Regions from separate parts of the Homo sapiens genome. Here region 2 is linked to region 1. A link is a loop called in an ENCODE intact Hi-C map of the cell type or tissue named here. Cell type or tissue: psoas muscle. All regions are shown on one strand. Each heading gives the region's core, and the rest is flanking DNA. Links, peaks and the distances in the headings are about the cores only.

Region 1 (16,014 bases), core at 2,580-10,579:
TTGACTAGTTTTTCCACTAAGGCCCTTTTTCTTTTCTAGGATCCCACAGAGGATACATTACATTTACTTACATCTCCTCTAGTCTGTGACAATTTCTCTGTCATTGTTTATCATATCTTGACAATTTTGAATAATATTCACATATTTTGTAGAATGTCCCTCAAATTAGGTTTGTCTAATATTTTTCTCATGGTTAGATTGGAGCTAATACCACAGAAGCGAAGTATTCTCATTACCTCATATAATAGTACATATTATTAACATGTTTTATCACTGATGTTTACCTTGATCACCTACCCAACATTGTACTTGCCAGGTTTCTTTGTTGTGAAGTTACATTTTTTTCCCTTTCCATACTACTCTTTTCTTTGAAAGTAGGTCTTTAAGCACTGGGGGTCTCCTGTGACCCTGGAAAACTACCTCAATAGTCCTCGTAGCTTTTTGTAGATTCTTTGAGATTTTCTACATAGACAGTCATGTCATTTGCAAGAAAGAGGCAGTTTTATTTCTTCCTTTTCAAATATTTACCTTTAATTTCTTTTTCTTGATTTCCCCTGGCCTGAGTTTATACTGGTTATCTGCAGGAGAATTTGTTAGGAGCTACTCTTCCATCATTGGAAACCAGAAATACCTAAAGAGATACTTTTAAAATAAAGAAATAGTAATGGGACTTTAAATTGAATTTAAAAATGTGAGTTTACTTTGGGTTTTCATTTTGACTGGCTGAATCTTTAAATGTTCGGTGTATTATTTATACTTTGTAGCTTTGCTATAACATAACTGATCTATAATAGAGAATTTGGTATATGTTCTATCTATGACTACATTCAAAGGGTTACGTAACTATAATATCTTTCTAATATTTCTACCATTTTTCTTACACATTTACCCAAGAATTTTTCTCAAACAACTACCTAAGAATATTCATCATGAATGCTTGGTGTATAGTTTACGATTTGTAGAGTTGCTCTGATATGACCAACCCCTTATAATACAGAATTTGGTGTAAGGTAAGTTCCAGGATTCAATTCAAGGGATGTTACAAACATAACATCATTCTAGAACTTCTTAATATTGTTCTTAAGCATTTCCCCAAGGATATTAGTATAATGAAATGCCAGTAAATTTATAACAATAAAGCATCTAAATAATGAAACAAAATTTTTGTAAAAGCCTATATTCTTTGCGATATCTTAGTCATGAATTAATTCTAATGAGACTGAATAGAAAAATGTGACAATCCTGAGCATGCTTAACCCAGAAACTTAGAGGAAGGACAGACATTTACCCAAGGAGTTAGCCAGTGATTCATAAGAAAATCTATGCTTCTCTTTGGCTGGATAGTCCTTTCCTCAGAGTAGTACTGATTCTTCCACTTTGAGATTTTGTTAATACTGTTACAAATACATTACATTCACCATAGTGGAATTGAAGAACATATATTTTAAGAGATGGTGGGGGGGGTCTCATCCCATCACCCACGCTGGAGTGCGGTGGCAGGATCACAGCTCACTGCAACCTTGAACTCCTGGGCTCAGGTGATCTTCTGCTTTGGCCTGCCAATATTAATATTTTGGGGCATTTCCTTCAAATCTTCATAAAAAGTTTTGTGGTTTATGTTTATTCTAGGTGTATAATTTTATATCTTAGATTTTTAATTTAGTAATAATATAAAATATTCCTGTTTTAATGCTTTGGAAACAAGATTTTAATAGTCATATACTATTCTGTCAAGTAGAAGTAGCATAATTTACTTAAATATCCCACTGGAGGCTTAGATCGTTTTCTTTTGGCTAAAGTACCAAAAATGAATTAAAAAACAGATCAACATTTTTATACATAAAACTCCCAACATTTAGGATTATTTTCCCAGCGTAGATTCCTAGAAGTCAGAGTGTGAATATTTGTAAGGATTTTTGTATACTCTTTATGCTCTTTTTGAAAAAAATGTAAAATATGAAATGGTTAGTATGTAGGTTAAGGATTTGTCTACTCAAAATTAGTGAAATAGTAATTTTAGAAAATGATGTAATTTATAGAAATAATTTTACTGTGAATAATATAATCAGTAGAAAAGGGAGAAATAGAAAGGGAGGATTTCTTTTTTAAGAGTAAGCAATAGCCGGTCGGGCACGGTGGTTCACGCCTGTAATCCCAGCACTTTGGGAGGCCAAGGTGGGTGGATCACAAGGTCAGGAGATCGAGACCATCCTGGCTAACCTGGTGAAATCCCGTCTCCACTAAAAATACAAAAGATTCTCCGGGCGTGGTGGTGGGCGTCTGTAGTCCCAGCTACTGTGGAGGCTGAGGCAGGAGAATGGCGGTAGCCCGGGAGGCAGAGCTTGCAGTGAGCCTAGATCGTGCCACTGCCCTCCAGCCTGGGCGACAGAGCGAGACTCCATCTCAAAAAAAAAAAAAAAAGCAATAGCAAACGGGTCTTTGGAAATATTTAGTTAATTCTTAAAAGGTGTTTCTCTTTTAACAACTATCTAGGCCAGGCGCGGTGGCTCGGTGCCTGTAATCACAGCACTTTGGGAAGCTGAGGCAGGCGGATCACTTAAGGTCAAGAGTTCAAGACCAGCCTGGCCAACATGGTGAAACCCTGTTTCTACTAAAAATTAGCCGGGTGAGGTGATGCGGGCCTATAGTCCCAGCTGCTTGGGAGGCTGAGGCAGGAGAATCATTTGAATCTGGGCGGTGGAGGTTGCAGTGAGCTGAGATCGCACCACTGCACTCCAGCCTGGGAGACACAGCGAGACTCCGTCAAAAAAAAAAAAAAACAAAAAAAAAACCAAAACTCTCTTAATAAAAGGACTAGTACTTTGATTCAGCTTCCCACAAAGGGAGAATACCAGTGTTTAAGTAAAGTGAACAGTATTCAGATTTCACTATCACCCAGCAAATGGTCTTACACAGGATACAGCTTCCAGTTGTTGGGTGCTTGCCACAGAGGTGCAGAGATTATGTTCTGTCTTAAAGATTTAAGAAATCATTTTCTTAAAAATTCTGCTAGGTATAGTGGTTCATACCTGTAATACCAACATTTTTAGAAGCTGGAGCAGGATGATCATTTGAGCCAGGAGTTTGAGACCAGCCTGTGCAATGTAGTGAGACCCGATTTCTACAAAAAATTTAAAAACTAGCTGGGTTTGGTGGCTACACCTGTAGTCCCAGCTACTTGGGAGGCTGAGGTGGAAGGGGTCACGAGCCTGGGAGGTTGAGGCTACAATGCGCCATGATCATGCCACTGCACTCCAGCCTGGCAACAGAGCAAGACCCTGTCTCAAAAAAAAAAAGTGTTATATTTACGAAATAATATTCATTCTGTATCTTTTTACTTAGGCGTATCTCCTTATCCTGGAACACTGATAATCCAGGTTTGTGTATTTATGCTTAGTCAGCTATCTTAAATGGAGGGAAGTGCAAATGGAACCAGTTGCACATTAATGCAGTTTAAATGGTAACAGCAAAGTGTTAGCCTGCTGTTAAAAGTTAGGAGGATCTTTCCTTCCCTACTTGGTATTTTTTTCTTTTTTTTTTTTTCTCTTTTTTTTTAAAGAGAAGATAGGGCCTTACTCTGTCGTTCGGGCTGGAGTGCAGTGGTTCAATCATAGCTCACTGCAATCTCCAACTCCTGGGCTCAAGGGTTCCTCTCAGGGCACCTTCCCAAGTAGGTAGCTAGAATTACAGGTGTGTGCTAACACACCGGCTGATTTCTGATTTTTTAAGTAGATGGGGGTGGGGTCTCACTTTGCCCAGGCTGGTCTCGAACTCCTGGCCTCAAGTGATCCTTGGCTTCCCAAAGTGTTAGAATTACAGGTGTGAGTCACTGCAGCTGGCCCTTTTTTGTTTTAAAATTATATGTAATTAGGTGGAAATTATCCTCTCCTTTTGTGTGAAGATTGAACAGTGATATCCTTGTTTCCTTAGTTTTATCTTTTGGAAGAAACAATTCTTCTTTTCATCCGGGAAAAGTAAGAACAGAATCTGTTTCAATTGCCTATTGCCTAGAAGTGTTACAGCTTTTATTTTGGTCACATTAAGTAATTCTTGATAAAGTGGTTAACATTTCTAGAAGGAATATTATTTTGGCAAGAGCTCAGATTTCACAAAACGTGTCTTAAAAATGGCTTTCGGCCAGGCGTGTTGGCTCACGCCTGTAATCCCAACACTTCGGGAGGCCAAGGTGGGTGGATCACGAGGTTAGGAGATCCAGAGCATCCTGGCTAACACGGGGAAACCCTGTCTCTACTAAAAATACAAAAAATTAGCCGGGCCTGGTGGCGGGCGCCTGTAGTCCCAGGTACTCGGGAGGCTGAGGCAGGAGAATGGCGTGAACCCGGGAGGCAGAGCTTGCAGTGAGCTGAGATTGTGCCACTGCACTCCAGCCTGGGCGACTGAGCGAGACTCTATCTCAAAAAAATAAAGTGGCTTTCATATCTCCACTTTTTCTAAGTTAGGACTTTGAAGGATATATTTAGATCCAGAGATACAAAATTTTTTAGTTTAATACCTTAATTTTATAGACGAGGAAATCTGAAGCCCAGATTAGGTAAGTGACCCAAATGAATAAATGAGCACACACAGCTTAATAACCCACAGAGCCAGAACCAAGTCCTGGCTTTCCTTCGCAAGCAGGACAGACTCTAATACATTAGCTCTTTTTTTCTCCCAAGTTAACTATGAAAATGGGAGAGAGATAGTACAGTGTTGATTGATCCTCCACATGACACAGAGAAACAGATTTTAAGGGCACAATTCACCATCTCTGGTTTTCTTTGCCTTTTGCCTCCCCACTCCTCCTATTTTCTTTAGACTGCACTTATTTAGGTACACTCTGATCACTTATCTCAGTGTCTTAGGGGGACTGGATTACTCCTGGCTGCCAGTCTTCTGCATGAAAGATGCCAGCGTTGCTCCATAAATCTGCCACCATGTGGCACTCACTCTCCCCTTCCTAGACACAGAGTCTCCTGGGTGTAAGAGCCCTTGTGGCAGCCAGTAATTGCTCAGGGACATGAGGCAGCCTAGCGATTAGGTTTGCAAGAAGCACATGGATTTATTTCCTCTCTCAAGTCCTCACATTGGTTGGTATAACTCTATTATTGGAAAGAGACATTAAGGTTTGAATGTTATCTCATGGATACTTGTGTGTTCAGATCAGTGCCTGGAAAGTTGATTATCAAACATTAAAGTGTACAGTGATCACAAGTCCTGCTTTGGCTTTATAAATATACACCTAAAATTATTCAGTAATTAACAATGATGGCGGTAAAGGCTGGAAACATGGAACTACATATGGGTGGAAAAAACCCACCACCATAGAAAATTGAAGGACACGGGTTTAAGGCAAATCATTTGGGACTAAGTTAACAGAGGCAGTTAAGGTATAATGTACTAAAGGTCCCTGACACTTCTGAGGCAGAGGCCTTTGCTAGGAGAGGTCTTCAAACACAGGAATCTATCGTACCACTTCAGAATTAGAAATGATGGCTGCAAAGGTAGATAAGGCTGAGGCTTTCTTCATCATTGGGCTGCTGCTTTGTCTCCCAGTAATTACTTCACTTTTTTCCCAGAGCCACTAGAGGGGGCCCTTGACACATGCCAACCCCTCCATTTTTTCAGTCTAGTTTTTCAAACTCTAGTTTCTTAGAGTAGAGTTCCAGGAGCAATGAGATGGTCAAGGTGTGACATTCTTGAGATTTCTCTGTTGCAAGAGTTTGAGCTACGTGTTAACTGCAGCTCAGTAATTGGATGCTTTTAGCCAAGGTACCTAGTGCTTGCAACAGGTTGGATTGCTGCTTAGAAAGGTATGCAGCAGCTGTTTAATGGGATCTTGTTAACAAAATTTGCAGTCTGTATTAGGGTTCTCTAGAGGGACGGAATAGGATAGATGTATATATGAAGGGTAGTTTATTAAGGAGTATTGACTCACATGATCACAAGGTGAAGTCCCGCAATAGACTGTCTGCAAGCTGAGGAGCAAGGAAACCAGTCAGAGTCTCAAAACCTCAAAAGTAGGGAAGCCAACAGTGCAGCCTTCAGTCTGTGGCTGAAGACCTGAGAGCCCCCGGCAAACCACTGGTATAAGTCCAAGAGTTCAAAAGCTGAAGAGCTTGGAGTCCAATGTTAGAGGACAGGAGGCATCCAGCACGGGAGAAAGATGAAGACTGGAAGTCTCAGGAAGTCTGCTCTTTCCATCTGCCTGTTTTATTCTAGCTGCACTGGCAGCTGATTAGATGGTGCCCACCCAGATTGAAGGTGGGTCTGCCTCTCCTAATCCACTAACTCAAATGTTAATCTCCTTTGGCAACACCCTCACAAACACACCCAGCAACAATTCTTTGCATTCCTCAATTCAATCAATTTGACAATATCAGCCATCACAGTCCTTTCTTGCAGTAGCCCTACTTGTTTCTCCTCAGAGCAGTTTTTTCCTCTATACTTTCTCAATCTTCATATAAACCCAGAAGAGTTTGTTCTATTATAATTTTCCTCATTTGCTCTGTCTCTAACCTTGCATCCCTTAATTGAAACAGCTTCACCTATGTTGCTTTTCAGTTTATCATTTTTAAGTCATCTCCCCAACAAGACACTCCGAATCAGCGTCTCTTATGTTCTTTCACAGAGTGAAGGGAATACTTGCTTCTTTTCTTGTTAGAAATCTTATTAGAATCCCTGTAGCCTTGCGATTATGTGGCTGTTATGTGAGATTATTATGTGCTTTAGGATTGTTCCAGAAGTCCCATTTCCCTACTGCTTAAGAATAAAGGGTTCATCCCCATGGTGAGCAGGCATGTGGGAGCCCACACACAGCCCTGCCCCTGTACCTCAGCACAGGGGTCACACAGCAGGCTAAATCTCATCCTCTGAGATGCAACATCTGCCTTGACACTGATGGGAATGCTGGCATGACCGTGGAGCATGGCCTTGTGATGGACAGAGCTCATCTCATTTGTGAGATTCTGAGAAACCTCAAAAAAGAGAAACCACTGAAGCTGGTGCCAAACAGGTCTTCTCAGTGATCCTTGCCTTTTAGTTTTTCTTTTTCTTATGCACATGCTTCTAGGCAGGGGGTCTGTTCATCTAACTTCTGCCCTTGGCTAAGTAGATGAAAAAGAGGGGTTCATTGATTTCAAGTAATTTCTTGATCCCTTGGGGCAGAAGGATTACAGTCTTTCAGAGATAGTTTCTTTTTGTATATCAATGTATGCACCTTGTGCATAATAATTACCTACTAGCTACCAGATGTGCGCTTTTATCGTCTCTCTTAAGGGCAGTGACTTTGAAGTGGGTGGTGGTAACCCCAGTTTGCAGAAGAGGAACTAAGTTTCATGAGGGCAAAGTAACTTGTCTAACAATTTCTGTTGGAAAGCAGTGGAACTGAGAGTAGAGTCCTGGCTTATCTTAGTCCACCAACCTCTCTAGTTGCCATTTTAAAATTCAAAATGAAACCAGTGCCAACACTTGTAGACAGACCAGCCACAAGGAAGGGCAAAAAGCACCTTTGAACCAGATGGTTTCAGAGCTGTCTACAAATCTGGGCTGTATTGTTTCCTGCTGTCTCCATCCTCACAGCCTTGGGACGCCATGCCACAAAAGCAGGAGGCTTTGTTTGAACAAGATCCTGGGTGATGGAGGCTCTTTCAGATGGCACCTGAGGAGGAGCCCCTTCTCTTGCGCTGTATGCCCCACGTGCATCTTGGCAGAGTAGTTGCCAGCTGAGTGCCTTTGATTCTGCTATTCTCTAGCAGTTAACTTTCAACTCCTCTCACCTGGCCCAACCCTAGTCTCTACTCCCAGTTTTGAAAAGGAAAAGACTAGTGGAGGATTGGTAGTGGGAGGACTGGGAAAGGTTGCACGCCGAGCACTACACTACCACTGCCCTGTGCCTGTTCCTGACCCTGCCGCTTAGCACTCTGCTTTCTCGCAGGAGCCTGGCCCAGCCCTGCTTCATCTGCCCACTCTGAAGAGCAGGATTGTGGTTCTGCCCCCAAGCATTTCATTTCTCTTTTGGTTCTCACATCCAATTAAATGTGTTTCACTTTGTAGTTTGTAGGTATAAGAGGGTTTTTTGTTTGAGAAAGAGTCTTGCTCTGTAGCCCAGGTTGGAGTGCAGTGGCATGATCTCAGCTCACTGTAACCTCTACCTCCTGGGTTCAAGCAATTCTCCTGCCTCAGCCTCCCAAGTAGCTGGGATTACAGCCTCCTGCCACCATGCCCGGCTAATTTTTGTATTTTAGTAGAGACGGGGTTTCACTATGTAGGTCAAGCTGGTCTCGAACTCCTGGCCTCAAATAATCTGCCCCCCTCGGCCTCCCAAAATTCTGGGATTACAGGCATGAGCCACTGCACCCAGCCATAAGAGGGTTTTTAAGGAGACACTTGGGACATTTGACGTAGGGAGGTGTATTAGTCTATTCTCACACTGCCATGAAGGGAATACCTGAGACTGGGAAATTTATAAAGAAAAGAGGTTTAATTGACTCACAGTTCCACATGACTGGGGAGGCCTCAAGAAACTCACAATCACGGTGGAAAACACCTCTTCACAGGCTAGCAGAAGAGAGCCTAAGCACCCAGTGAAGCGGGGGAAGCCCCTTATAAAATCATCAGGTCTCGTGAGAACTAACTCACTATCACGAGAGCAGGATGGGGCAAAACCACCCCCATGAATCAATTATCTCCACCTGGTCCCTCCCACGAGATGTGGCGATTATGGGAACTACAAGATGGGATTTTGGTGGGAACACAGAGCCAACAATATCAGAAGGGATATGGATGTTGACAACTCAAAACAGTTCCAGGTAGCCAAGCTGTCAGACACATTAGGGCAGGTGCAGGGGTAACAATTTGCCGCAAGGCTAAAGGCTCTGCAATGTGTAAGACACACCCCTTTTCTGTGCCCCTGTACTCTATTTTAGCTCCAACAGACTTAGGTCTAAAGAACGTGCAAGGTCAGAACTCTCTTCCTCTTTTTTTTTTTTTTCCCTGCTTCTAGGGGTCAGAAAAAAACTCATTTCTGAATCAACCCTGTGCTTTTCCCCAGTTATTTTCCTGTCACTTTAAAAACAAATACCCATTGTCTTCTATTATTTTAGAGTGAAATGTCCCTTTAAGACCCTGTACTCTGTAAGTTCTGTGCTGGGGCCATGCCTATCCGTTTTTGTTTTTCTTATTTTTACCCAGTGTTTGTCGAATATACAGTAGCTGGCACTTACTGAGCACTGACTATGTGTCAGGCTCTATGCTGAGTAATTTCTGTTCTTTGTGGCAGACAAACCTCACAACAACCCTGAAAGAATTACTGTTCTCTGCATGTTCCAAAGGAGTGGACTACACCTTAAAGAGGTTATTACCCATCATGGCCATGCAGCTGTAAGTGGTGGAAGCCAGCTTCACCGCAGGCCTCGTCCACCTCAGAGGTCCACAATGACGGGGAGCCTCTCTGGCGATGAGTGAGTGTTCCACCTGTGGTAGGCTAGCTCCCACAATACCCTGGCTGCTTCGCCCCTCAGAGACTGCCCCACAGACGACTGCCGTCTTCACCATGGTTCTCTTTAACTAGATTCTACCCATAGAGAAATGAGGAATGGGTGCTGGAGAGAAGCTGCACTCTGTGGAGCCCAGTTCATCTGCCCCCGATCTCCCCACCCCGGGGTGAACCTAGTGGTGAGGTAAGATTCTGGAATAGCCTTGCCAGAACTTTGTCTAGAAATGTGTGCAGAACCCAGCGTACTATCTTGTTAGCAAACTGGAGAGGTTCTAATCTAAACCTACCCAGTCCTTGCCTCATTATCAAATTCACTTGAAAGAGTGATTTTTCTAGTCTCTCCCCTTGGAGATTCTACACTGGATCTCGGGCAGGGCCCAGGAGGGCCACAGGTGAGACCTGCTAACCAGGGAAATGTATTGACCTCAAAAAGTGGAGTTAGGTGGGCTAAAATTTTGACCTTTGGAAAGGATGGTTTGTGAACCTGGGAGACATCCTTTTTGAGGCATCTATACAAAAGAAAGCAGCAGAGATTTTTTGTTTTGTTTGTTTTTATCCAATGAGGAAAGTGGAATTTATCTTTGGTAAATAAACAGTGGCACAGCAACTGGGTATAGAGGGGAGTCTCTGAAACTGGCAGAATTTTAGACAGAAAGGCCCCCAAGCTGGAGGGCTGGGGTTACAGAGATGAGTGAGCCAATGTCTGCATCCTGACCAGCCACAGTAATGTGCTACTGCCCCATTTTACTTGGGGCTATTAAGCTCATTCCTTTCTTGAGTGGAGAGTAATTTTAAACCAGCCAGTTTGATTCATCAGCCTCCTTATTAGAAGAAACCTGAAGCTCACAGCTGATGAGTCTGTGCCAGCAGCAGCTCTGAGGGTGGGACTTGCTGGTAATCACAGCCCTGGTGGTGCAGATATGCTGCTGGGGGGCCTTATGGCTGCTCCTTGCCACCTGATACTGTCCTTGTACCAGTGGTTTCTAGGGTGCTTCTGTTAAAAGCTGCTGTGGTCACACATGAAGTGTGACCAACTCCATAGTTGTCTCCTCTAGCCCAGCCCACCAAGAAAAACCCTAATGGTCCCTGCCCAGCATTCAGAACTCAGACTTGAAGCATCCCTGATCTCTGAGTCCACACCAGGCCCTGTTCCAGTAGGAAGCCCCAGGTCTGGTCAGTCTGTCACAGGCCTCATTATGATTCAGCTTGCCTTCCAGAAGGCTTCCCACCCTGCTGCCTTCATTCCTGGACCTGAGGAGCTGCTCCTTGCAGTCTGCCATCTTCCATATTCACCCCCACCTCCTTCAAAAAACTCGTATCACCAAGACTTCTGGAACGTTCCTTTTACTACATGAGAATTTTTTTGAGGTTTCTTTTCTTTGAAACACTCTCTCATAGAGACCAGACTTCCTCATCCACCTTCTCTCTCAGGTTTAGGAAGAGGGACCAATGAGCTCCTGGCTTGGTGGCCACTTTGCTTGACCACTGTTGTTTAGCCATCACCTCTTCCAGTTCTGTCTGCTCCTCTCCCCCACCTCCCCCACACACCCCCACCCCACATATTCCCACCAGCATCCTCAGCACCATTTACTCAGGACACAGGGGCACTTCCTGCCTTAAGCTCAGTCTTCTTCTCCACCCTACAGCCTGTCATCCTTCACAGTGACTTCAACCTTCTTCCTCCCAATTTCCACCCTCAGAGGTCCTCTCACCCCAATTCTGACATCCTCTGGAAACTTGAGATCAGCGTTGAAGCATAATTTTTGCAAAGTTGAAATCATGATTCTCATACAGGCTATAGTGAGAATTTGTCAGGGACTTATTAATGAGGGAACCAGCAGGATGACAAAAGTTGTCTAGGACATTAACCTTTGGGCTTATCTTTTCTTTTCTTTCTTTCTTTTTTTTTTTTTTGAGATAGAGTCTCACTCTGTCACCCAGGCTGGAGTCAGTGGTGCAATCTTGGCTCACTGCAACCTCCACCTTCCAGGGTCAAGCGTTTCTCCTGCCTCAGCCTCCAGAGTAGCTGGGACTACAGGTGCCCACCACCATACCCAGCTAATTTTTGTATTTTTAGTAGAGAGGGGGTTTCACCATATTGGCCAGGCTGATCTTGAACTCCTGACCTCGTGATCCACCCACCTTAGCCTCCCAAAATGCGGGGATTATAGGTGTGAGCCACCGCGCCCGGCTCTGGGCTTATCTTTTCTAGCAGACAAGAGTCACTTCCAATTTACCAGCCTCTATTTCCCTGTAAGTTAACATCTCATTTACAGAGTCTGGGTCTAATCAGTAGAAAACAGTGGGTCAATTGAAGCTACTTTCCCCTGGAGAGTCAGATGACCCTTAGAGGGTCTGTTGGACCATGCTCTAGTGTGGCTTTGAAAGAACATCCAGTGAGCTTGTCATGTCTTTCCAAGTATTAGATACATTTCCAAAACATAGGAAGCTCCTCTGACCACCCACTTCAGGCCTCAGAGCATGGCCATGAGGAAGGCAGCTCATGGACTCTCAGGGTAGAAGGCAGGCCTGATAAGGAGCAGCTCAGGTCAAGGTCCATGTGTGTGTGGGATGGTGGGAAGGAAGGGAAAGTGTACAGGGAGTGGGGTTAGGGACCTGCACCATAGGGATGAATGATAGATTTGGGGAGTGACTCTTTGGTTTTATTCAACAATCATTTGGTAAGGACCTGAAATATAAAAACCTGTAAGTTTGATGCTTTGATTAACCAATTTTTCTGATGGGAAAACTGATTAGGAACAGGGTCGAGCATGGTGGCTTATGCTTGTAATCTCAGCTACTCAGGAGGCTGAGGCAGGAGGGTCACCTGAGTCCAGGAGTTCAAGACCAGCCTGGGCAAAGTGAAAAAAGTCTTGACAAAAAGTTAAAAAAAAATTATCCAGCTGTTGTGGTACACGCCTGTAGTCCCAGCTACTCGGGAGGCTAAGGCAGGAGGATCCCTTGAGCTCAGGAGTTGGAGGCTGCAGTGAGCCCTGATTGCAACACTGCACTCCAGTCTGGGCAACAGAGCGAGGCCCTGAGACTCTGAGACCCCATCTCTGAAAATAAAAATAGATTAGGAAAGAGTCACCAACTAAGCGGGAAAGACCAGTATTACCAGGCCTATGTGGGAGCTTCCACATCACTCCACACACTGACCCAACTGTGTGGGAGGCCGCTGAATGGGTGGTAGAGGTGACACTGGATGTGTGTGTGTGTCAGTACACACTGAACACTGAAGTGGGAGGTAGAAGGGACACTCTGTGTGTGTGAGTGTGTATTGTGTATAAACACACCCTGAGTGGGAGGTTGAGGTGACACTATGTCAGCATACGTATGTGTATGTGTGTGAGCACACACTGAAGTGGGAGGTAGAGGAGACACTCTGTGTGTGTGTGTGTGTGTGTGTGTGTGTGAGAGAGAGTGAGCGCACCCTGAGCGGAAGGTAGAGGTGGCACTGTGTGTGTGTACATGCTCATGTACTGGATGGGAGGTAGGAGGTGACTTCCTCCAGCAGCAGGTGCAGAGCCCAGGCCTGGTGTGGTCTGACACATCTAAACAAAGGCAACTGCAGGATTCCACACATCCTCACTGCAGGGCCCTCATTCCTGTCCTTCTTCAGCACCAGCTGCCTTGGACCCCAGGGAATGAGCTCAGCAAGCGGGGGCCACAGCAATGACAGCAGCTGGCACGGCCTTTGACAGATTTGTGCTCCAGCTTTAGCACTGTTCCCAGGAAGGATGGGTCTCTGCCCTCCTGTGGACTGGAAGGAGGAGGAGGAGGAGGTAGGGAGGGGGGTAGTCTGGGGCTTGTAATTGGATAGGAGGCTGTGATGGTGGCAGCTGTGGCAGGGGCCTGAGGAGGGGGCTTGGGTGGATGGAACGAGGTTGGGCCTGGGGTTTGGACTCATTCATCACCCTGGAGGCAGCTCTCCTGGGCACTGGAACTCTCACTCTCACGTCTACTCCAGAGTCCCTCATGTCACCCACACAGCCTGTGCAGGCATGATGTTTCCTAAGTGGGGAGAGCCCCAGGAAGCACCCACTCATCGAGGGAGACAATACACATAGACTCTGGAAAAAGGCGTGGGTTTTGAGTCTCAGCTGTGCAACTTGTTAGTTGTGTGGTCTTGGGCAAGTCTGTTAACCTTTGCCTCCATTTCCTCTCTGGTAAAATGGAGACATCACACGAAACTATCTAAAAAGGTGGCTTGAGAATTATGTGTGAACAGAGTGCCTTGCGTGCAGTGCTCGCTATGTGAGACTTAGGTTTAGCTTTTTGTGCCAGTTGGCAGCCAGGTTACCTTTGTAATATTTGGGGCTGGGTAAGTTTGCATGTACTCACTCTGGAATGGGCTCAACAGCAGCTCCTGAAGAGGGAAAGTTTTCCTACAGTTATTTATTATTGTGTAACAAACGTCACCAAAACTCAGGTAGATTAAAACAAGCACCATTTGATTGCATCTTATGAATTTGAAGATCGGAAATCCAGGCAGGACTCACTAATGAGTGGTGGTTGCCTAAGTGGGATGGAGAGGGCAGATGGACTGGAGGGCCCAAGACGGCATCGCTCCCGTGTCTGGTGTGTGTTTAGGGGAAGTGAGAAGGCTGGACTCAGAGATGCTGTCAGCCAGAGGCCTGCAAGTGAGTTCTCTGGCCTGGCGGTCTCAGCGTGGCTGGACTTCCTACATGGAAGCTCAGGTTTACAAGAGGGAGTGCTAACTAATGGCTAAAGTAGAAGCTGCTAAGCTGCTTATGACCTAGCCTTGGAAGTCCTAGAACATCACTTCCACATCATTCAATTTGTCAGGTGAGGTACTAAGCCCAACCTAGTTTCAAGCAGAGGGGAATTTGGCCCCACCTCTCCATGGAGGAATAGCCATGATTTTGCAGCCGTCTTTAATCTACCACAGCTACCCTCAACAAGGATCTTACAAAGTATTTCTCTGCATAGAATATTTCCAGGGCCATCTTGGGAGAGAACTAGATCAGTACTGGATCAGCCATCAGGAAACCTGGTGTTTGAATCCAGCCAACCATCACTTTGAGCTCCCATTACACTAAAGACCCTATGCCTGATGCTGGGAACTTGAAGGGAGGAAAGAGTGTGCTCCTGGTTTCTAGATCTCTGCCTGGATTTGCTTCTAATGTAGTGACCTCAGGCAAATCATATCCCTTCTTGGTGCCCACTTCCCTAGTGAGTAGGACAAGAAGGAGCATGGATTTGCTGCCCATGAGCCCTTTCCTAGCACCAGAGCCCTGTGAGGCTGACTGGCACTACTGGGGAAACAAAGAGACCTCCCTGGCCTCATGCCAACTTTCCAGCTGGTTCCAGAGGTGTCTATGCACCTCTCATCTTTAGCAAAGTCAGAGAAAAACAGCTTCACAAAGCTCCACAGGGAAGAGGTAACCTGGTCTGCCTAGAAGATTCTCAGCAGGACTTCTTTAAACTGCCAGCTCTCCCAGAACTCTGGAAGAATTGGATATACAAAAAGGGAATTCCTGGCCCTTTCTCAGCAACACTGAGACATAAAGCCCCACTTGCTCTGTGAACTCCAGTATGTTGAGGAATGAGATTTGCAAGTCTGGCTGAGCCAAGGTGTCAAGGGGGAGAGCCCCAGGCCATGTGGAGCCCCTCTACTCACTGGCTGTACACTGATCTCCTTGCCTGGAGAGGTCCCCAGAGCAGGCAATCAGTCCAGATGGGGATCTCCAGAAGGCTTAGCAGACCACCAAGGCCCCAGCCTCTCCCCTTCAAGACCACCCTGGAGTCTCAGATCCTCTGGGTATCTATGGGCCAGGCCATCCCAGTGAGGGAGTAGGGGAGCCAGGTTCTGACCACCAGTGGAGGAGGTGGGGGAAGGGAGTGTAGGCAGAGTGCTCTGGCCTGGAGCCAGGCTGTGGGATTTGCAATTATCCGGGGGCCTGTAAATACTTGGAGCCGCTTTTTAATCTTGAGGCCACGAGTAATTGAGCCAACTGTGTGTTGTATCCTACAGCTGGGCCCTGCTTCCTCCCACTCACAGACACACACACATTTATTTACACCTGTTACACACACACATACACACCCCATTTAGAGAGAGAGAAGTACCTTGTATGGAGTGTTTATACTCTGTGCTAGCTGTGCGTTAGGTGCTTTTCGTACAATATCTCATTTAATTGTTACATCAACTCTGTAAGGTGGGCCCTAATATCCCCATTTTGCAGAAAAAGAAACTGCCCCAATGGGAGGTAAAGTAACCTGCCTAAAGATCCACAGCTCATAAGTAGCAGAAAGAGGACTTGAGCCCCTATTCCCCTCCCTACTAGCTCAGGCCCTTCCATAGGCTCAGTCCAAGGCGGCTAGACATTGCCTGACATCACCTCTCTTTGGTATCTAATGGGGACATTGGACGTAAAAATGACTACACATCTAAAAGAAAAGGTTGATAAATTCTTTAAAAAAAAAAAGAAAAAAACCCTGCGTGGCCAAAAAGTACACCATAAGCGAAGCTAAAAGACAAGTGTCAAGCTAAGAAA
Region 2 (16,014 bases), core at 4,019-12,018, 88 kb after region 1:
TAGTAGGAGAATACAGTCCCAAGTTAGAAGGAGTGCTTTCACCAGACACCAGATCTGCCAGTGCCCTGATCTTGGACTTCCCAGCCTTCAGAACTGTAAGAAGTAAATGTGCGTGTTCAAGCAACCTGGTCTATGGCAATTTGTTATAGCACCTCGAATTGACTAAGAAAATATGATAATTCTGTGGTTAGCTTTTGAGGAACTGCCAAACTGTTTCCCACAGTGGCTGAACCATTTTATGTTCCCACCAGCAATGCAAGAGGATTCCAATATCTCTACATTCTCAAACACACTTGTTATTTTGTTTGTTTTTATTATGGCCATCCTAGTAGGTGTGAAGTAGTATCTCATTGTAGTTTTGATTTGCATTGCTCTAATGACCAATGAGGTTGAGCATCTTTTCATGTGCTTATTGGACACTTGTATATCTTCTTTAGAGAAATATCTGTTCAAGTCCTTTACCTGTTTTTGAATTGAATTTTTTGTTGTTGTTGAACTGTAGAATTTCTTTATGTATTCAGAATATAACCCTTTATCAAGCATATGATTTGCATATATTTTCTTCCACTCTGTGTGTTGTCTTTTTACTCTCTTGATAGTGTCCTTTAATGCATGAAAGTTTTTAATTTTTATGAACTTCAATTTATTTCTTTTTTCTTTTATTGCCTGCGCCTTTTGTGTCATACCCAAGAAGTCATTGCCAAATCCAATGTTACGAAGCATTCCCCATATGTTTTCTTCTAAGAATTTTATCGTGTAAACTGTAGTTTATAATCTCAAGTTCTGGTCTTTGATTCCTTTTTGCATATTGTGTAAGGATCCAACTTCATTATTTTGCATGTGGATACCCAGTTTTCCCAGCACCATTTGTTGAAAAGACTGTGCTTTCCCCATTGAATGGCCTTGGTACACCTGTTGAAAATTGATCATATATGTAAAGATTTTTTTTTCTGGGTTCTCTATTGTATTCTACTGCTCTATGTCTGTCCTTATGCCAGTACCACACTCTTTTGATTACTGTAGCTTTGTAGTTAGTTTTGAAATCAGGAGGTATACATTTCCCAACTTTGTTCCTCTTTTTCAAGATTTCTTTGGCTATTTGGGATTTGTCCCTTAAGATTCCATGTGAAGTTTAGGATAAATTTTTCTATTTCTGAAAATAATGTTATTGGGATTTTGATAGGAATTACATTCAATTTGTAGGTCACTTACAATATTAAGTCTACCAATCCATGAACATGGAATGTCTTTCCACTTATTTTATCTTCTTTGAGTTTATTCAGCAATGCTTTGTAGTTTTCAGTGTAGAAGCCTTTCATCTCCTTGCTTTATTCCTAGTTTATTCTTTTTGATGCTATTATAAATGAAATTGTTTTCATAATTTTCTTTATGGATTGTTAATTACTAGTGTGTAAAAATGCAACTGATTTTATGAGTTGATATTGTATCCTGCATCTTTGCTATTTGTTTATGAGCTATAACCATTGTGTGTGTGTGTGTAACTTGAGGGTTTTCTACATATAAAACCATGTCATTTGCAAACAGAAATAGTTTGACTTCTTCCTTCTCAATTTGAATGCTTTTCATTTCTTTGTCTTGCCTAATTGCCCTGTTTAGAACTTCTAGTATTATGTTGAATAGAAGTGGAGAAAGCAAGCATTCTTATCTTGCTTCTGGTATTAGGAGAAAACTTGCAGTTTTTTGTTTTGTTTTGTTTTGTTTTACCATTGAGTATGATGTTAGCTGTAGGTTTGTTGTATCTAACCTTTATCATGCTGAGGAAGTTTTTTCTTCCATTCCTAGTTTATTGAGTGTTATTGTCATAAAAAGGTGTTGAATTTTGTCAAATGCTTTTTTGACATCGATTAGATGCTCATGAGGTTTTCCTTTTTATTTTGTTAATGTGGTATATTACATTGACTAATTTTTTTATATTGAACTATCTTTGCATTCTGTGAATGAATCCCACTTGGTCATAGTGTATAATTCTTTAAATATGCTGCTGAATTTGGTTTGCAAGTATTTTGTTGAGGATTTTTGCATCATATTCATAATGGATGTTGTTCTATCATTTTTCTTTTCTTGTACTGTTTTTGTCATGCTTTGGTATCAGGATTATATTAGCCTCATAGAATATGTAGGAAATGTTTTCTTCTCATCAAATTTTTGGAAGAGTTTGAGAAAGATTGGTGTTAATTCTTCTTTAAATGTTTGGTAGAATTTACCAGTGAAGCTATCTGGTCCAGGGATTTTCTTTGTTAGGAGGTTTTTGATTACTGATTCAATCTCCTTATTTGTTATCGGTCTTTTCATATTTTCTACTTCTTCATGGGTCAGTTTTGGTAGATTGTATCTTTCTAGGCATTCGTCCATTTCAAACGTGACCATTCTAAACTAAACTGTTGGCAAATTTGTTACTACTGTCTGTTTTATTGAATTACTTTCTTGTCTTAGAGTGAAACTCTCATTTTAAATGACATGTTATTTCTTTCCAAGGTAAAGTACCAAGGAACATGAGGCTTTTGCTTGTATATATGATTGTTAATGTGTATTCAATTTTTGCCAAATATTTAATAAAATATTTTACTATATGTCTTTTGACTCATTAAAAGTGGGAAATCTCATTTGTGTATAAGATTATCAGGCTATATAAAAATGATTCCAACATACCAGAGACATAGTTTAGATTACAGGGCCTCTGTGGAGTTTTTGGTAAAATATCATTATTGACTCACAATTATCCTCACTCTTGGTAAACTGACTGCTTTTATATGGTCCTTAGCCCATTTAATTTGTGTAGCAGAATGAACCAGTGTTATATTTGGCTCAAATTTAAATTTCTCCATTTTCTTATCAGACACTGGGTCAGAGAGAGCTAAGAGAAGCAACCAGCATCAGTGGGGCACAAGAGCTTTGTGACTTTCCTGTGTGCTTCTACCTGGTCTTCAGGATGGGTGTTTCCTGGTAGACAGTCATTCATGCAACAAGCATTTGCTGCCCTCTACCAAGCACCGTCTTAACCATAGGTATCCCAACCATGCAGAACACAGAAGCGCACAAAGCAGACAACTCCCTGTGCTTTGGGAGAACCAATGAACCCAATGAACCGAATGAAACCAAAGCCAAAAGGCAGCCTTGATCCCCCAAAAGAAATTGATTCTGTAACCCAAATTGTAAAGTTTAGAGCTTTGTATTTTTGTCCTATTAAAGAACTGAATTCATTCTCAGGCACTGCCATCTTTGTTGGGGCTGGGCTAGCTCTTATGTCAAAAGCTTGAGCAGCCACTTTTAAGAGGAAGGGGACTACGATGATGCAGTCAGTAAATTTGTGCATGGCCTTGGAAACCTTCCAGAATTGTAAGTGAAAGCTGATATTCTCTCCACAGAAGAAAATATAGCAAAATGGGAATCTAACCATTTCATTGGAACAGGAGATTGGACTCAAGTTACTAATACAGGAAAAGGCAAGTAGAGAAGGGTTGAGGTTTGAATTCTGAGCAGTTCTGCTTGAGGTGCAGAGCTGATGATGGTTTGGGTTAAGATAGCAATTTCCAAACCACAGCCCTCTTGCTAACAGCAAACTGGATTATACCATAAGAAGGCAACTAGTTCAGTTAGAACATACCTTAGTATTACATTTTAATCAGACACCACAAGGAGCTGACTGACGTTTAACTCCAGAGTTGTAACAATTTTGAATTGTTGAATTCAAAATTCAACAATTTTGAATTTTGCCCAAATTTAGGAAAGAATTGGAGTAAGTCAGGCTAGTGGCCTCCTATAGCAAGTCAGGAAAGATATACTAGCAGAGTATAGTGTCATGTCTGTGGTTCAAAGGTTGTGTCCTTACCTCTTGAGTTACATTTTGATTGACAGGGCAAAACTGAATTTTTCAGATATTGTCACTTCAAAGGATTCTTAAAACTCTGCCACAGGATTGATTTTTGTTACGATATCGTCAGGCAGTGAGTGAGATGACATCCTGAGGTGCTGAAATCCTTAAGTTTTCTGGCCCCTGCTGAGTGGATGACCCAAAGACCCCTGCAGTTTAACTGAGGTGTTTATTCATCTGCAGACTGGAAGCCAAGGATTGGAAATTTAACATGAAATAAATAATTAAACCTCACTTCCACAGGTGCAGAGGGCATAAATAATCTAACTGCATGCTGCCCAGGCATTCCATAGCATGGGCCATTTAGATTTAATGCCCAGGCACTCACTTGTAACTGAATATGTCGGAAGGTGGCTCCTGCCTGGGATGGGAACGGGTGCTATTTCAGAGCAGTGTGTTTGTCTGTCTGCTGGAAAGCTGCCTCCACCCTCAGACTCTTCTGGAGACCCTTTGCTGTCTTGGACTCCAGGGGAAATGTGTCCGCCCCTTGCCCAGCCCAGAGTACGAAATCTACAACCAACTCCTCTTCTGGTTAAACAAAGGAGGTGATGTATTGAAGAGAGGCCCAAGAGAAATGATTCATTTCATCAGAAATGTTTGGAGAAACAGATGAGTTCGCTGATGGGAGTGGACTTCACACACTTTGTTCTCAGAGTCATGAGTTTGAACCTGAGATCATTTGAGCATTGGGAAGTGGCTGAAAGTGGGTGTCATTTTCTGCTTTAACAGCAAATCTTGTGACAGGCACTGAGAGGTAGCAATCCATTTTCTGGTGACCAAGGGTAAGGATGCAACTACTAGTTCTAATTATGTCTGCATCACTTACATGGCTTTGCACACAGTACAAATGTAATAAAAATTTGTTAAACGAGTCACTGAAAGAACACTGATGCATTGTGATATTTTGTTCTTCCTAATAGTGGTCTTGCCTGAGCCAGTGTCACTCACAGTGGAGGTCCCTGGACCAGCAGCATCAGCATCTACTTAGGAATGCAAATTCTCAGGCCCTGTTCCAGAGCCAATCAGTCTCCTTAGTGGGCCCAGGAATCTGTTTTTAACAAAGCCTCTGGTGATTCTGATGCCTGCGGAAGCGTGAGCCACACTGGGCTAGAGTTTCTTTGGCCAGGGAAGTGATTTAAGAATTGTACGCATCCTTATTTCCTCTCCTCAGTAGGAAGTCACCATAGCTGGTTGCAAGAGAATCGCATTTTAAATCTTTAGATGTACATGTCCCCAACCCTACTCCCCCAGGACTTCTTACCCAGGACTCAGCTAGTCCCCTGGCTTTTTTTTCTCTCCAGATCTCATGTTTCCAGATTCTGTGCTCAGTCACTTCTTGGGAAATACAGATGGGGTTGGGAGGGAGGCATCCTCCCCTTTGCTGATTGCTGGAGGGGATTGAGCTGTCACGTCAGACCTCTGCTGAATGCCCACTGTGTGCAATGCCTGCACCACAGTGAGCAGTGCACAGTCCTCATCCCCAGGACCTCAGAAACTCCAAGGGTGGCAGACCTTGGAAGTGATGAAGGTGGGGATGAAGTGGCACTCACTGGGCTGGATCTAGGAGCACCCAGATGGGCCAAGCGCAACCGTGGGCTGGGGTGGAGTAGGAGGGCTTCCTGGAGGAAGTACTGCCTGGGCCATGGCTGATAGGGCAAGTGAGTGGCAGCAGGGTAAAGAGAGGGAGAGCCAAAGGGAATTTGAGGCTGAAGGAGCAGCACAGCTTAAAGCACACTCTGGAGAGGGTTTCGTCCAACTCTGGGGGACCTTTTTTGCTTTTTATGTTACTAGATATAGTAAAGTCTGCAACTCTTACTTTTACAGCTTGATGAATTCTCAAATGTGTGCTCATCCCTGTTACCACCACACAGACCAAAAGACTGGAGATTTCCAGCCTCCCAAAAGGGAGCCCATCCACAGCTCCCTGCCACCAAAGGCAACCCCCATTCTTACCTCTGTCATCATAGATTAGTTTTGTTGGGGACTTTTTTAGACTATCCACTTCTTAAGGAAAAAAACTTATCCTGTAGAGCCAAAGATGGCTCAGGCTTGATATGACTTTGAGTTATGTGTTTTGTTTGGTCTATGCAGAATTTTTTTTTTAAGCTCATTGCTCAGATTTAAAAGTTGGGGGATTTCACACAACAAAAGCCCAACAACACTGGGCTCGTGAACCTCAGCAGCAGTGCTGGGCTGTAGTCAGGTAGGAACCGTCCCCCTGAAGATGGGTGTCCATGCGTCAGTATCCCTGGCTGTTCCCCACTGCTCACTCCTAGCCAGCTGCACTTTTGTTACTTGCCTGGCCCACTTGGGCTTGGCCCATGAGTTTTCAATCCCTGCCTTTAAATATGGTTTTGTTTCTTAGTTTGGGGCCTCCTGCATGACTGAGGGTGCTTAGTAATTTCCTTGGTTCACTCTTCAGTGTGTATTGAGCACTAACTATGAGCCAGGCCCATGCCAAGAGCTGGGATACAGAGGTGTGCCCAGGCAGAGGGATTGAGGTATTGTTTGTTGTTTGCCATGCAGGCAGCCAGAAATGTGGCACAGTCCTACCTGCATGAGTTCACTTCTCACCACCTCCTTGGATGCCACCCATGCTGGTTGTTTCCTGGCCCCTGAGCCCACCTTGTTTCATGATCATCACACATCCACTGTCACTATCCCTTCATTTCCTCCCTGTCTGGTCCTCATCCTTCCCTCAAGCTTTTGCTCAAGTCTCACCTCTTCCAAGAAGTCTTCACTGACCAGCCCTTTCTCTTGTGATGCCTCCCTCCCCTGATTTTATCAGCGTATTCCCCACACCACAATCCCATCAATTCTCAATTATTTATTCCCTCACATTGAAGAAACAGGGGCCTTGTTTCTTTTTTTTTTTCTTTTTTTTTTTTGAGACTGAGTCTCACTCTGTCGCCCGGGCTGGAGTGCAGTGGTGCGATGTCGGCTCACTGCAAGCTCCACCTCCCGGCTTCACGCCATTCTCCTGCCTCAGCCTCCCGAGTAGCTGGGACTACAGGCGCCCACCAACACGCCCGGCTAATTTTTTTGTATTTTTAGTAGAGACGGGGTTTTACTGTGTTAGCCAGGATAGTCTCGATCTCCTGACCTCATGATCCGCCCACCTCGGCCTCCCAAAGTGCTGGGATTACAGGCGTGAGCCACCGCGCCCGGCCCTTGTTTCTTATATTAGTTATCACAGGCCCTATGGGCAAAGACTTCCCCTATACTTCCCAGCATTGCTCCAGCATGCCCTGCACAGTTCTGAGCTTATGGCAGATACCCAGGACACACAGGAGGTGGGCTGGGAAGGGCAGGGGAGCACCGGAAAAAGAGGCTGTGATGGCGGCCCCTGGGGAGGCCAGAAGGAGAGCACCAGGAGTTGCCCTCGCTGGCAGGAGCCTGGCAGGAACCCTGCCTGTCCTTGAGGGCCCATCTTCCTTGCAAGAGTGTTGACACCCTGTGAGGAGGGTGCAGAAACTCCAGCCACAGGGCCACAGACGTTCTGGACAGTGTCATGTGAGGTGGCATTGGAGCTTCTCCTCTTACAGCCTGACAGAGTGTCCCTTGGGGTGGCAGGTTCATTGAAGACAGCGTGGAACTGGATACAGAAGGTGTCATTTTGATGGCCATTCCTTCAGCTTTATGCCATGCTCCATAGACAGCCTAGGGTACCCCTCTCTGTCCCACTTTTAGTTCCTCAGTGATACAGATTGCTAAAGGCAACTCAATTGCAAATAGCCCCGCACCATGTGACACTGCCTCCTTGAAAAGTACTTCAGATGCTGGCAGAGGATGGTGACCTTTCAGTGGTATATGCCTGCTCTCAGCCCAGCCAGACAGACCACTGCCACAGAGGTGGGAGAGGCAAGAAGAGCCTTTAACTTAAGGGCACTTGGCAAAGGGCTGTCTCATTTGCTAGGGTTCTGTTATATGTCACTTGGTGTGCAAGCTTCCAAGAACTACTTGGCTTCCTGACAGGGAACATGATAGAATGTCAGGACCTAAGCTAATGTAAAATATGCTTTGGCCAGCCAAGTCATGCACAGGCAATGCAAGAAGCCATTGGTCGTTCACACGTCTGCGCCATGTTAGACGGGGGCTCCACTGATGGACTTAACCTTTCCAGACCCACGTGATGATGGAGATCCGGCAGGCAGTGGCTTCTTACTCAAGGCATGCTGATTTTGAAAAGTATGAGGGCATCTTTAAAAAAAAAAAGTGCATTCTTTTTTTTTTTTTTTTTCCTGAGACGGAGTCTTACTCTTGCTCTGTCTCCCAGGCTGGAGTGCAGTGGTGCAATCTCGGCTCACTGCAATGTTTGCCTCCTCCTGGGTTCAAGTGATTCTCATGCCTGAGTCTCCCAAATAGCTGAGATTACAGGCGCTGACCACCACGCCTGGCTAATTTTTGTATTTTTAGTAGAGATGGGGTTTCACCATGTTGGTCAAGCTAGTTTTGAACTCCTGACCTCAGATGATCTGCCTACCTCAGCCACAAAAAGTGCTGAGATTACAGGTGTGAGCCACTGCACACAGCCGTTTAAAAAAACAAAACAACAACAAAAAACAAAAAAAACCAAACCTGCATTCTTAAAGGGTACTTGTTTCCTGTCGCTCTTTTTTCCTTTATACGGTGGTCCCCCCTTATCCATGGAGGATATGTTCCAAGACCCTCAGTGGATACCTGAAACTGCAAATAGTACTGAACCCTATATATATATACTATGTTTTTTTCCTATACATAACATGCCTATGATAAGGTTTAATTTATAAATTAGGCACAGTACTCTTGTGCGTTGGGGCCATTATGAAGCGAAATAAGGATGTCTTGATCACACGCACTGCCGTATCATCACCGTTTATCCTATCATTGAGGTGGCTACTAAATGACTTGCGGGTGGGAAGTATAGACAGCATGTATATGCTGGACAAAAAGGTGATTCACGTCCCGGGTGGACAGAGCAGGATGGCCCAAGACTTCATCAGACTACTCAGATCAGTGTGTAATTTAAAACTTACGAATTATTTATTTCTGGAATTTTCCATGTAATATTTTTGGACCACGCTTGACTGTGGGTAACTGAAAGTTTGGAAAGCGAAACTGTGGGTAAGGGGGGACTACTGTATTCCCCTCTTCCTGTTTTTCACCTCTCCCATGCCTCCCCCTAGTCCCTCCCATTTCTGTGTCTTTGTGTTTATCTGTTGAGCCTTTGGCATGAACACCAGACAAGGTTGGCTGGGTTTATAGGTGCTACATTTTTTCACTTGGGCGCTTCAGATTTAGATAATAGGATACAGAGACCTAGAGGTTTCATCCAAGTTTCAGCCTTGGGCCAGTTAGGGAGTGTGGAATTGGCAACCTTTTATGACTGTTAAGCAAAATCTTTGCAGAGGAGCTGTACCAATTAAGAAATCCTTGGCTGCCAACAGGAACCCCAACAGTGGCTTAAACCAGAGGGACATTTCTCATCTCAACATGAAACCTGGAGGCAGAGGCCTAGGTTTGGTTTGGTGGCTCAACAGGGTCTTTAGGGACCCAAAGTCTTTCCATCCCCTACCTTGCCACGTTCCATGATGTTTTTGTTCTTATGCCTATGGCCTCCTCTTCACAGGACAGTGACAGAGGCCCCAGGATTACCTACTTACATGCCAGCAACCAAAGCAGGAAATGGGATGGGCAACAAATAAAAACCCTCTTTGGGCCAGGCACGGTGGCTCACCCCTGTCATCCTAGCACTTTGGGAGGCTGAGGCGGGCGGATCACCTGAGGTCAGGAGTTCAAGACCAGTCTGGCCAACATGGTGAAAGCCTGTCTCTACTAAAATAAAAAAATTAGCCAGCCATGATAGCGGGTGCCTGTAATCCCAGCTACTTGGGAGGCTGAGACGGGAGAATCGCTTGAACCCGGGAGATGGAGGTTGCAGTGAGCCGAGTTCATGCCACTGCATTCCAGCCTGGGTGGCTGAGAAAGACTCCGTCTCAAAAAAACAAAACAAAGCAAACAAACAAACAAAAACCTCTCTTTGCTTCTGCCTTATCTGGGAGGGGAAATTTTCAGACTCATTGCAAAGGAAATGTCATTTAAATGTGAAAACTGATGCACAGAGCTGAGTCATTTTGGGATACCTGTGTGAGCCGGGGGTTCCATTTTCCTGGTGACCCTTCTCAACTCCGTTCCCAGTGGTTCTTTCTCAAAATTACAGATTGTGAAGAATTTTTTTTTTTCCTCCTAGTTTCTTCCAGCCTGGAGTTCACAGTGGGGCTTACTTCTCACCTGGTCAGCCAAAGCTTAACTGAAAATCTCCAAGAGTTCCTGTCTTTAGAAACCCATAAAGTCCGGTCCTACTCCCTGGTACTGATTCTCCTTTTTTTCTGAATGGTACTCGCATCAGCCTGGACCACGGGGAACATGCTGTTCCCATCATTTACCCCGTGTATGAGCCGGAGATTTCACTGTTAGTGTTAAGTTACAGTGCCTTGCTGGTTGGGAGCTTGCCTTTTGAAAAGTTCAGGTCCAGCCCTCCTTTGCCTTATCTTGGGAAATGACTTTCTGCTAAAATAATTTCGGTTTGTACATATGCATGTCCATGCACACACCCCAGCTCCACACCATCCAGTGGGAAAGGGAGTCAGGGATTTCATGGTAGCTGTCATTTTGATGAATGTCCCTGTGTCCACCCACAGAGGCCGTGACATTCCTGCCTTTCCCACTTGATAATCTGAAAATCTCCCAAGCCTGATTGCCTTGCTATAGGCCTGCAACCTGGAATGCTGCATAGGTTCTGAGTTTCAATCCCCAGGGTCCGCACTGGCCAGGATCTGTAAGAGCCTGTGGGCTTGATGCTGATAAGGCAGAGAGCTAACGGGGGATTATCAGAGAGGGAGAGTGCCAGACAAGGTGCATTCCTCTGGGGATAGAGCAGCAGGACTTTGGGAGCTGGGACAATTGTGTGAAGCAGGACGTGATTGCGTGGTCTTGTTTCAGCCAGCCTCAGCTATCCCCTTTTATCTGCCCCCAGAGGCACTGTGCTTTTTAGGCCTCCTCACCTTCCCTCTGAAATGTGCTCCCCAATGTGCCCACCTCTTCTTTCTGTTTTCCAGCCTCTGCTGGGCAAAAGTGGGAAGTTGCTCTCAAGTGTTAAACGTGTTCACTCTCACCAAGTGGAAGATTTTACATTAGAATTCAATCATTCTGTTTACTTCCTTTAAAGTCGAGAGCGTATCAGCTGAGTGTGGTGGCTCACACCTGTAATCCCAACATTTTGCTAGGCCTAGGTGGGAGGATCACCTGAGGGCAGGAGTTCAAAAGTGAGACCCCCCCATCTCTACCAAACAAACAAACAAACAAACAAATTTGCTGAGTGAGATGGTACACACCTGTAGTCCCAGCTAGTCTGGAGGCTGAGGCAGGAAGATTACTTGAGCCCAGGAGTTTGGGGCTGTAATGGGCTCGGATGGCGACCGTGCACTGCAGCCCGGGGCGACACAATGAGGCCCTGTCTCTAAAAAATACATAAATGAAGTTGAAAGCATGTGAAGTTTATGATTGGCTTTGTGATCGGAAGGATGTGTCATGCTTTCCCCTGGGTGTTGGGAACCTTCTGAAAGAACTGCTGTCGGAATTCAGGGTCTTCTGTGCCTGTCCACCCACTAGCCCTCATGGGCGTAATGCAGAGATCTCAGAAGGGAGAGCTCTGGATCCAGACTGCTTATGTTGGAATCATCTTCCACCCACTTACTCACTGTGTGCCCTTTGGACAGTTATTTAACCACTCTGCACCTCAGTTTCTTCATCTGTAAAATGGAAATTATGGTACATACCACATATGATTGTTAGAAGGAGTCAATGAGTTAACCTTTAAGTACTTAAAATGGTATCTGGCAATTAGTGAGCACCATGTAAGTGTTTGCTTAATAAATATTAAGAGTTTGGGGTTTGGGGTGGGTTTTTTTTCTTGTTTTTTTTTTTGTTTTTTTTTTTGGTTGGCTTAATACCTTTCTAACTGAAATTTTTGTTGAGATAATTGTAGATTCAGATGCACTTGTAGGAAATAATTTAGGCCAGGTATGGTGGCTCATGCCTGCAATAAAGCCTCACTTTGGGAGGCCAAGGCGGGTGGATCACCTGAGGTCAGGAGTTCGAGACCAGCCTGGTCAACATGGTGAAACACCATCTCTACTAAAAATACAAAAAATGAGCCAGGCATGGTGGCAGGCACCTGTAATTCCAGCTACTCGGGAGGCTGAGGCAGGACAATCGCTTGACCCCAGGAGGCGGAGGTTGCAGTGAGCTCAGATTGCGCCATTGCACTCTAGCCTGGACAACAACGGTGAAACTCTGTCTCAAAAAAAAAAAAGAAAGAAAGAAAGAAAGAATTTAGAATGTATCAGTTAAAAATAAAACTAAAAAAGGAAATAATGATGAGATTTCCCATGTACCATTTATCCAGTTCCCCCAGTGATAACAGTTTGCAAAACTGTAGAAGAGTATCACAGCCAGGATATTAACATTGTTACAATCTACCTCTCTTATTTATCTTATAAAAGATTTCCCATTTTACTTCTACTCCTTTGTATGTGTGTATATATTTAGCCCTATACAATTTTATCACACATGTAGGTTCATGTTTCCAGCACTACAGTCGAGATACTAAATAGTTCCATCACAAGGATCTCTTGCTTTGCCTTTTACAACCACATCCACCTCCCGCCCTTTGACGAAACACCTGGCAGGGACTAATCTGTTCTCCATTTCTAAAATTTTGTCGTTTTTAAAATGTTATATAAATGAAATCAGGCCAGGCATGGTGGCTCATGCCTATAATCCCAGCATTTTGGGAGGCCACGGTGGGTGGATCACTTGAGGCCAGGAGTTCGAGACCAGCCTGGCCAATATGGCGAAACACCATCTCTCCTAAAAATACAAAAATTAGCCAGTTGTGGTGGTGTGCACCTGTAGTCCCAGCTCCTCAGGAGGCTGAGGCAGGAGAATCACTTGAACCAGCAAAGTGGAGGTTGCAGTAAGCTGAGATCACACTACCACACTCCAGCCTGGGCAACAAAGCAAGACTCTGTCTCAAAAAATAAAATAAAATAAAAGCAATAATACAGTGTGTAACCTTTTGGGACAAGCCTTTCCACTCAGCATAATTTCCTGGAGATTTATCTAAGTTTTTGAGTGTATCAATGGTGCATTATTTTTCCTTGCTGAATAGTATTCCAGGGTATATATGTACCACAGTTTGTTTAACCATTCACCTATTGAAGGATATCTGGCATCTTTCCAGTTTTTGGCTATTACAAAGAAAGCTGCTATGAACATTTGTGTACAGGTTTTTGTGTGAACATAAGTTTTCATTTCTCTGGGAAAAATGCCTAAAATGCCTAAGAGTGCAATTGCTGGGTTATATGGTAATTACATGTTTAGGTTTACTACTTTAATAATTATAAAAAACACTTTGTTATTTAAATTTGTACCTCCCAACAGTAAATGGATGTTCCACTTTTTGACTTGCAGCTAACATTGTATTAGTATTTGTTAAATAAATTAAAACAGACCACTGGCTTTTACAATGTATCCAGGACTGTGTAAGAGGAAAGGGAGAGGAGGGGATTCAGATGGTTTGGTGACAGTTCTTGTCTTTAAGACATGTGTCATCTTAGCTCTGGGAATTGAGTGGCTGGAAAGAAGAGCCATTAGACTGTGTGCAGGCAAATTATAGAAGGCCTGAAACAGCCCAGAGGACAGCCATGTGGGAGGTGGGAGATGAGGACAGAGTGGAGGTTTGGAGAAGCCTTGTCAATGTTGGTGCCACCGATGGCTGAGTTTGGAAATTTTATGGTCTTTTGTATTTGACAAAAAATTGGAAATATTTGAATTTGAAGAAAAGCCATTGATTTTTCATGGAATATTATATGTTTTTGGTTAAAGGTAAGGATTATTGCAGTGATAAATCCCTTTGAAAGGGTATACTTTTCTTACAAGAAGAAAACAGAAGCATGGCCTTGCTGGAAAATGGCTGGTTTTAGTGACTCACCATTGTGAACAAAAAGTTCGATTGTTGGCCAAGTCACAGAGTGGTTTTCCCGGCCTCCAGCACGATGCTGGTTCTTTCTGTGGATTGGGTCATTTTGATGGAGTGCAGTGAAAGTTCACATAATGTGTTTGACGCCTGGAACAGATAATTTTTCACATTACTGTCCTCTATATGACAACATTATTTTCAATAAAAACCATGCAGTCAGCAATAATTTTCTTGATTTTTTTCTTCAGTTTGTAAACAATGAATGATTGAAGAAGAATGGATATAAGTTTTAAATATACTACTCAGATCCAATAAAATATTTCACATCTGAATTAGCATCTGATTTTTCATTTTTATAATCACTGTGCTATCACTGTTTATACCAAATCTGTTTTAACCAGTGAATCGATAATACTGCAGGGATTGGAGATACAAACTGTGTTGGAAATGGAATTGAAAATGAATTGATTCTAAACTAGTATGAATTTATTTTCTAAATCTGTGTGTGTAGGTGAGTCTGGATTTGCATGAGCAACTACAAATCCAAGAGTTCTCCAAATAAATTTCATGTAAATACCATGCTTATGAAAGCGTAAGTAATACACATATGCTAATTTGAAACTTACATATATATTAATCTCAACAGTGGTTGCAATAATTGTTTGGAACCTAAACCAACAAAACAATTGTTTTTGTGAAGGAGTAGCTTCTCATTGACATTGTTTAGACTACTGACGCTTGGCCGGATGCAGTGGCTCATGCTTCTAATCCCAGCACTTTGGGAGGCCAAGGTGGGTGGATCACTTGAGGTCAGGAGTTTGAGACCATCCTGGCCAACATGGTGAAACCCCCATCTCTACTAAAAATACAAAAATTGGCCGGGTGTGATGGCAGAGTCTTGTAATCCCAGCTACTTGGGAGGCTGAGGTGGGAGAATCGCTTGACCTGGGAGGTGGCGTTTGCAGTGAGCCAGAATCACACCACTGTACTCCAGCCTGGGTGACAGAGTGAGACTCCATCTCAAAAAAAAAAAGAAAAAATAAAAGAACTGCTGATGCAGATGACTTTTAGTAGTTTTATTCCTGTTGTAAAAATCTCTAGAGACAACATCCTACCTTATTGCCTGCACTGGGGTAGCAGTTTGGTTGTGTAGCTGTGTGACTTTGAGCAAGTTGCCTTCATAGCTATAGTCATCTTCCTTATCTGCAAAATGGTAAAGCTTTCTGTGGGTTAATAATATGATCCACACAAAGTGTCTGGAGTGGCATTGGCATACAATAGGTTCTTAAGAAATGTGAGTTGTCTTCACTTCTCCACCTGGAATGGGCAATATCTGTGTGTCTCTGGGACAGCCCTGGACCTTGAGGTTGGAGCTCAGCGTGACCAGTCACAGAGCTGCCTCCCTTTTCATTCTCTTTCTGATATCCGCCAGGAAATGCAACGGTTCTGTTTAAGCAGCATTCATTGAGTGACTACATTGAACTCCAAAGGAAGCTTGAATAAATTCTAGAGTTTCTTTGCTGTGTCCATGCAAGCTTGGATGGGAGAGCTATTCTGGTCTCTCTTGGGATGAAAGGGTGGGAAATTTCAGGACGGAGTGGTGGGCTGTCTGTCTGGAGGGTGAACCTCAAAACCAATGGCGATTCTCCTTGGCTTGAGGGTAAAGAGGCTCTGCAGCTGTTTCTCCTAATCAAAGAGGGTTGGTTGTAGTCAGGCCATTTACAAATCACTTTCCTTTTCTTTCTCTGTCTTGGTCTTGCCTCCTCCTCATACTGATAATTGCCAAAGAATGTGGTCCAGGCCTTTTTGTGGCTTTTGTGAGCCTTTTATAGCAGTAAGAAGGAATTCTCGGTATTCTCATCGTGTATAAAAGATCAAGCTATTCTTATGCATGACATAGCTCATGTTGAACGTGGAAAAACGCTTAAATGACCCAGGGAGGCTCTAGGATGGCTACTTTACATAGCAATTGTGTGCTGTAAAATGAACCTGTTGCATTTTAAAGGGGCTAAAGAGAATTCTTAATTTTGTACAGTTTAATCTGCCAAGTGATAAGGCTTTCTTTTCCCTTTTTAAAGGAAAATCTATTTAGTGATGGCTA

Evidence for each region. Hi-C counts contacts between places; a loop is a spot of excess contacts. Peaks named below come from ENCODE experiments on the same cell type or tissue, not always from the same donor. Only the 100,000 strongest peaks of a DNase experiment are listed, where the experiment ranks them.
Region 2: it touches region 1 in a loop (2.6-fold over the local background); 2 of 110 quality-filtered maps call a loop at or near these places.

Annotation. Positions count from the first base shown.
Region 1 is chr10:110,604,888-110,620,901 of GRCh38, forward strand. It overlaps SMC3 (structural maintenance of chromosomes 3), which reads left to right. Exons shown (of 29, transcript NM_005445.4): 29 at 1-1,161. Among named protein-coding and RNA genes, the nearest start is that of RBM20, 31 kb to the right of the region's middle. RefSeq lists enhancers at 6,370-7,307, 7,482-7,631, 9,540-9,589. In psoas muscle, for the core only: CTCF peaks have their summits at 4,923 and 5,582 (motif pointing right); a DNase peak (open chromatin) is centred at 4,944; H3K27ac peaks cover 1,600 bases.
Region 2 is chr10:110,691,146-110,707,159 of GRCh38, forward strand. All of the region lies in intron 1 of RBM20 (RNA binding motif protein 20), which reads left to right. Among named protein-coding and RNA genes, the nearest start is that of RBM20, 55 kb to the left of the region's middle. RefSeq lists enhancers at 7,162-7,661, 10,473-11,079. In psoas muscle, for the core only: no CTCF peak of the experiment used is centred there; DNase peaks (open chromatin) are centred at 7,346 and 7,986; H3K4me3 peaks cover 98 bases; H3K27ac peaks cover 7,847 bases.